2 separate regions of the Homo sapiens genome follow, and region 1 is linked to region 2. The links are chromatin contacts, found by Hi-C or POLR2A ChIA-PET in ENCODE. All regions are on one chromosome and are shown on one strand. Each heading gives the region's core, a stretch centred on a gene start or an enhancer-like site at or near the end of the contact. The rest is flanking DNA. Distances are from core to core; before and after follow the strand shown.

Evidence for each region. Hi-C counts contacts between places; a loop is a spot of excess contacts on that map. ChIA-PET counts read pairs that join two places held with the same protein, here RNA polymerase II (POLR2A). Pooled maps may share reads with other maps.
Region 1: a loop to region 2 is called in a pooled map of psoas muscle, with 2.7 times the contacts of the local background. The contact joins the promoter of SPOCK2 here to the promoter of SLC29A3 in region 2. A Hi-C loop is called at or near these places in 1 of 50 pooled maps. POLR2A ChIA-PET finds 5 or more read pairs at or near these places in 2 of 52 experiments (H1 and activated T-cell).

Annotation. Positions count from the first base shown.
Region 1 is chr10:72,087,170-72,089,869 of GRCh38, forward strand. SPOCK2 (SPARC (osteonectin), cwcv and kazal like domains proteoglycan 2) reads right to left here and starts at 1,382. Exons shown (of 11, transcript NM_001244950.2): 1 at 971-1,382. The coding sequence starts at 1,159.
Region 2 is chr10:71,317,836-71,320,535 of GRCh38, forward strand. It overlaps SLC29A3 (solute carrier family 29 member 3), which reads left to right and starts at 1,424. Exons shown (of 6, transcript NM_018344.6): 1 at 1,424-1,475. The coding sequence starts at 1,475. LOC124902445 (a long non-coding RNA gene) reads right to left here and starts at 1,828. Exons shown (of 2, transcript XR_007062183.1): 1 at 1,727-1,828; 2 at 134-1,069. RefSeq lists a silencer at 1,221-1,670.

The sequences.
Region 1 (2,700 bases), core at 132-2,631, 770 kb after region 2:
CCCTGCTTCCCCAGCCCCCAACCCGGCCCGGCCGAGAGGAAGGAGCCAGCCCCGCCGGGCCGCCGCCTGCGACTTCCCCTCTGATCCACAGGTGCCGGTAAACAAAAGTGCCGCAGCTACCCCCCCGCCCCCACCCCGCGGAGTTCGGCCCAAGGTTACGCCGGGGTTCGGGCGGCGCCCGCCGGGGGCCCCCAAACCCAGCTTCTGGACTCTCCCCGGCTTCTCAAGCCCACCGGGCCGGGAGCCTTCCTCTGGCTCCGAGCTGCTCCCCTCGCTCCAGGCTGGATTCCCCCCTGAAATGTTGGTCCGGGAAAACCAGCCTGGGTCCTCGCGCGCCCTTCTGCACGGGGACCCCAGCCCACCCCCGTACGGACACGCCTTCCACCATCTCGCCTAGAAGGCTGCTGGGACCCCAGACCCAGAGCCCCGGTCACACTCCCGTCCCATGCTGTCCCCCTCCCGCAAAGCCCACGGTGGGAACAGAGGGCACCGCGCGAGCCGATGCCACCCTCACTGCCGGCCCCACCCAGACCTGCCGGTGCTGCAGTGCCCCGTATGTGCAGCCTGCAGCATCCCAGCGGCTGGGGCAGGCCCGGGGGCGGCTCGCACAACGCAGCTGGGGACCGGGTCGGGGTCCAGCGGCAGCCGGGGTCCGGGTCCCCCCGGCCCCGCACCCCTTCCCACTCCCGGCCCGCAGGGGAGACCCCGGAGCGCGCGACCCCGGAGCGTCGGGCAGGTGTGGAGCTGGGGGTCCCGGGGCTGGGGGGTCCCAGGGCCGCCGGCCCGGGCCGCAGGGACAGGGGAGGGGCGCTGGGCTGTGACCCCCAGTACTGTTTACTTTCCGTGTAATTAGCCGGCCAGGCTGCGGAGCCTCGGGCTGCGACGTGCGGCGGCCGCTCCCGCAGACCCCGGAGCTCAATCCCCGAACCCGCAACCCCGGGTCTCTGCCTTGGCAGCCCTGCGGACTCACGTCTCGGAAGCGGTTCCAGTGCTTGATCTTGCCGCTGTACTGCGAGATGGACGACAGCCATTGCTCGTCCTCCATGAAATTGCCGGGGGTCTCGCCCTCCTTGAGCCCCTTGGCGTCGCCTTCGGCCAGGGCTGCCGCGGCCAGGAGCAGCAGCGGCAGCACCAGCCGCCCGCAGCCCGGGGCGCGCATCGTGGTCTGGGTTCGACCTGGGGGGGTCTTGACTTCTGCAGTATTTTAATGTCCTTCCTCCCACCCCGCTGCTGGCGAAGCGCACGCGGCTGTCCTCAGCTCTCCTCCCGCGGTCTGCCTCCGGTGACTGGCGGAGAGTGGGTCGCGGCTGAAATGTGACCTGGTTAGGAGATGCACTTGTCTGAAAAAGCCCAGCACTGGACGCGGAGAGGGAGAGAGAATCAGAGAGGCTGCGCCAGCAGGGGCTGTAACTGTAGCATCAGCATCACGTTTGACATCATCATACCTGGTTTAAAAAAAAAAAAAAAAAAGGAGTGGGTAGATTTCAAAGCGAAGCGCTCCCTCGATGAGAGCGCCAAACGCCAGCCAGCCGCAGCGGGGCCCAGCCCCGCCTGGCACACAGGGAGTTGCAGACCAAGAAATCCAGAATCCCGAAATGTCCCTGAGCTCCCTCAAAGGATGGAGAGCAAGAAGGGCCCCAGGATCTCCCCGGGGAAGATGGGATGGGGGAGAGGGCACAAAACTCTCCGGTTACAAAGCCAGCCAGGCTCAGGTGTCGGAAAGGGAATTTGGCCAGACACTGTTTTTCTCCCCTTGCCTCCCACCCAGAGGGGCCTGCGCCACAGCCCTGACAGCTGGCTTCCTGCGAGTTATGGCTCTACCGTAATGGGTGGCTTCGTTAAGACAAAAGCCGTATAACAACTGGCTGCTCAGAACCATTGCTCCCCAGCGGCACCGCGTTGCGCAAGGCAAGGCCTGAGCACTGAGTGGCTGGTGAAACAGAGGCAGATGTCCTCCTCCCCAGGCAGCTGTTTAGGGGCTGTCACCCGTTTTGTCAGCTCTTCCCAGGACAACCCTAAAAGGCAAATGTCTGACCATTTCATCTGCCTTGGAGGCTGCAAATTTGGAAAAGGCATATTTGCTTATGGTTTTTTGACTTCAAGTTAGTTTGAATAAGCCACTGGGGAAGCCGGGGAGTGGGGGGCTGGGGTGGGGTGCTGGTTTTGTTTGAGGTGTTTCGGGTTTTGTTGAAACTGCGACCCTCCTTATTGGCTGTAGATTTAAATGTTGACATACCAGCGGGGAAGGCTGGAGGCTGGCCACAGTCCCAAGAGCACAGCAGAAATGGGGACAGGTTTACATTACAAATACATTAAAGAGGAAACATCATCTGATGGGACAAAACCTAGTGAACTTTTGGGACCCAAGCCCTAGATTGTGTTTTTATAAAAAGACTTAGCTGCTGTGATCTAAAAATAAAATAAAAATTTAAAATGCTTTAAAAAACATAATCTTAATCAGTAGGAAAAAACATAGCTTACAAGGTTCCTTGTCACCCTGAATCTGGCCTATCTGGGAACTCTGAATGCCTCAGTGGCTCAGGCCGGAGTCTCGTTGGGAAAACAGAAAACAATAGCTCCCTTTCCATGTTTTCTTGTTTCCTTTGCTGTTGGATTTAGTGGTGGTGCTGCAGTGAGGCCCTGGCCATTGACGTCTTCATCTCACAGTAATAAAGCATTCTTCCTGGGTGTGTCCTGGCG
Region 2 (2,700 bases), core at 174-2,673:
GCTAAGCCCCTTCCTCTCCTGGGCCGGGGGGCTTTCTGACAATTTAGGGTGCTAGTCTCCAAACTCGCCTGCTGGTGGAGCTTGTTAAATAGATCCATTCTGGATCCCCATTCTGCACCCCCTGAGTGATGGGTTGTATTAATCCAGGTATTTATTGAACACAAATTATGTGCCCACGATGAGGGAAGAGCAAACAAAGCAGATACAGCACCACCCTCAGGGATTGGGGAGTGGCAGCAACCCTCCTGGGGAGAGGTCCCCAGAATCTGGATGTGTACTCGAGACTTTTATGATCAGGCCAGTGTTTGGGGAATGGTGGTTATAAAATGAGAGGCTGGGGCAGGGAGTGGGGATGTTCTGAGAACCTGTCCACACACTGACAGCCTCAATGGGTTCTGTGGCACCCCTGAGCCCTGGGATGGCAACTGCAAGAATTTACTATCCATGGTCACAGATCTTCAGGCCCTGTGAAGCATCCAGATCCCCGCTCTGAATAGGCCAACTGGGCCAGGACCGGGAGTCAGGAAGGTTTCCGCCTTTTTTTTTTTTTTTTTTTTTTTGAGATGGAGTCTTGCTCTGTCGCCCAGGCTCCAGGCTGGAGTGCAGTGGCACCATCTCGGTTCACTGAAATCTCCGCCTCCCGGGTTCAAGCGATTCTCCTGCCTCAGCCTCCCACATAGCTGGGATCACTGGCACGCACCACCATGCCCGGCTACTTTTGTATTTTCAGTAGAGACGAGGTTTCGCCATGTTGGCCAGGCTGGTCTCAAACTCCCGACCTCAGGTGATCCGCCTGCTTCGGCCTCCCAAAGTGCTGGGATTACAGGCGTGAGCCACCGCGCCCGGCCCCTGCTTTCTTAAAGAACACGCGGCAGCTGTGTGTTACACGCTATGGCTGAGGTCAAGTGTGAGGGCTGGAATTGCTGACTGCCATGTTCTGGGTCTACTGAAAATAGCTGCCTGGCCTGGGAGGCCCAGTTCAGTCCGGGTGTGGGTCCCGCTTCACCTCCAGAGCAGCGGCAGCCGGTAAGGGTAGAAGCGGCCTTTGGAGAGGGGTCTCTGCAGCGGCCTGGGGACAAGATGAGGGCTCCTTTGAGTCCTGGGGTGCAGGTTATAGTAGCTAAAGGGGAGGTCTGAGACAGTGGGGTCTGGCTCCAAGGTAAAGAAGGAGCAGCAACCAAAAGGCCTGATGCGCAGCGCACCCATCGCAAGCATGGGCAGTGCGTTTAAGACTGGGTGACTCACTTTTTCTCCTATAAAATGGGCGCACGCAGGCCCCAGCTCAGCGCCAGAAGGGGGAGCCCCGGCGCGCCGGCAGAAGACAAAGGAAAAAAGCGTGTTTGCAAACGGGGAAGCGGCGGCGTGCTGCCGCGAGGGGCGGGGCGGGGCCGGGGGAGGAGCCCGCCTGCCGCCTGCCAAGCCCAGTGGTCCTGGCCGTGCGCCGGAGGCAGCGGCGGCGTGGCGCAGCGGCGACAGTAAGTGCGGGCCGGCTCGGGCTCTTCCGGCTACGGTCCCGGCCGCCCCCAGACTCGCGCTCAGCGACCTCCCTCCCGGGCCCTGGGGGCGGCTGCGGGCTGCCAGGGGAGCCGCAGGACCCTACCCCATCCGTGGTCCCTTCCCCACCGTCCCTCCTCTCTCTCCTTGCTCTCTGCCACCCCTCTTTCTGGGTCTCTATCTTCTCTTCCCCAAATCCTCTCCCCTCCTCCTCCCTGAGACTGGACCTCACCGCCTGTATGGTGGGGGCCTGGTATGGACCCGTCGGCCCGAAGTATCCAGACGGTGGCTGATTCTCTCGGTCCCAGCTGCGGGGCCTGAGGCTGGGGCTGTTTACACCGCAAAGCCGGTTCTGCCGCGGCCAGTAGGCGGTGCCCTGCGCTTCCCAGTGCCTTCCCACAGGTTAGCCCTACCAGCTCCCCACCCCGGTTCACAGCCCAGGAGATCGAGGCACAGAGGGGCGAGCCACCTAGCCAGAGTCAGGAACCTCCTTGGAACCAGCACCCAGGCTTCCCAGCCCAGATGAGGTTTTGCCGCGGCCCCAGCAGTGCCTGCCTCCTTGTGTGGGGCTGTCTGTCTGTGCATGGCCGGGCTCCCGCAGGTGACCCAGGAGCACGTTCCAGGCCACAGCCAGCTTGTTTTGGGGAAGGTTGGGCACTTCCTTGCCTGCCTTTCTCTTTATTTTTTAATCCAGAAGCCAGCAGCTAGCTTTTATAAAGACTAATAAGACTTTGCTCACTCCAGTGCCCTGGCCTGTGACCCTGGTTAGAGAAAATTCCTGGCTCCTTCTTCAGAAGCTCAGTCAAGCCTTGACAAATAGACGCTAGGAACTGAGAAGGGGGCCCTAGCCAGGTGTGGTCCTGAGTGACAGGGCTGGTGGACCTTCTAGCCGCCCCCACAGGTAGCTGGAGCCTCTGGAAAGAACCACTTGCCGGTTCTCTCTTGTTCTATGTGGGTGGGTCATGATTATTTTTTACATTTTAAACACTAATTTTTAAAATGTAACAAGTGAGCTTGTTACATTTGTACCATTTTGTGCCAGACAAAATAGCATAGACTGGGTGGCTTAAACAAAATTTGTTTCTCATGGATCTGGAGGCTGGGAAGGGCAAGATCAAGGTGCTGGTTGATTTGGTTTCTGATGAGGGCTCTCTTCCTGGCTTGCAGACAGCCTCCTTCTTGCTGTGCCTTCACATGGCTTTTCCT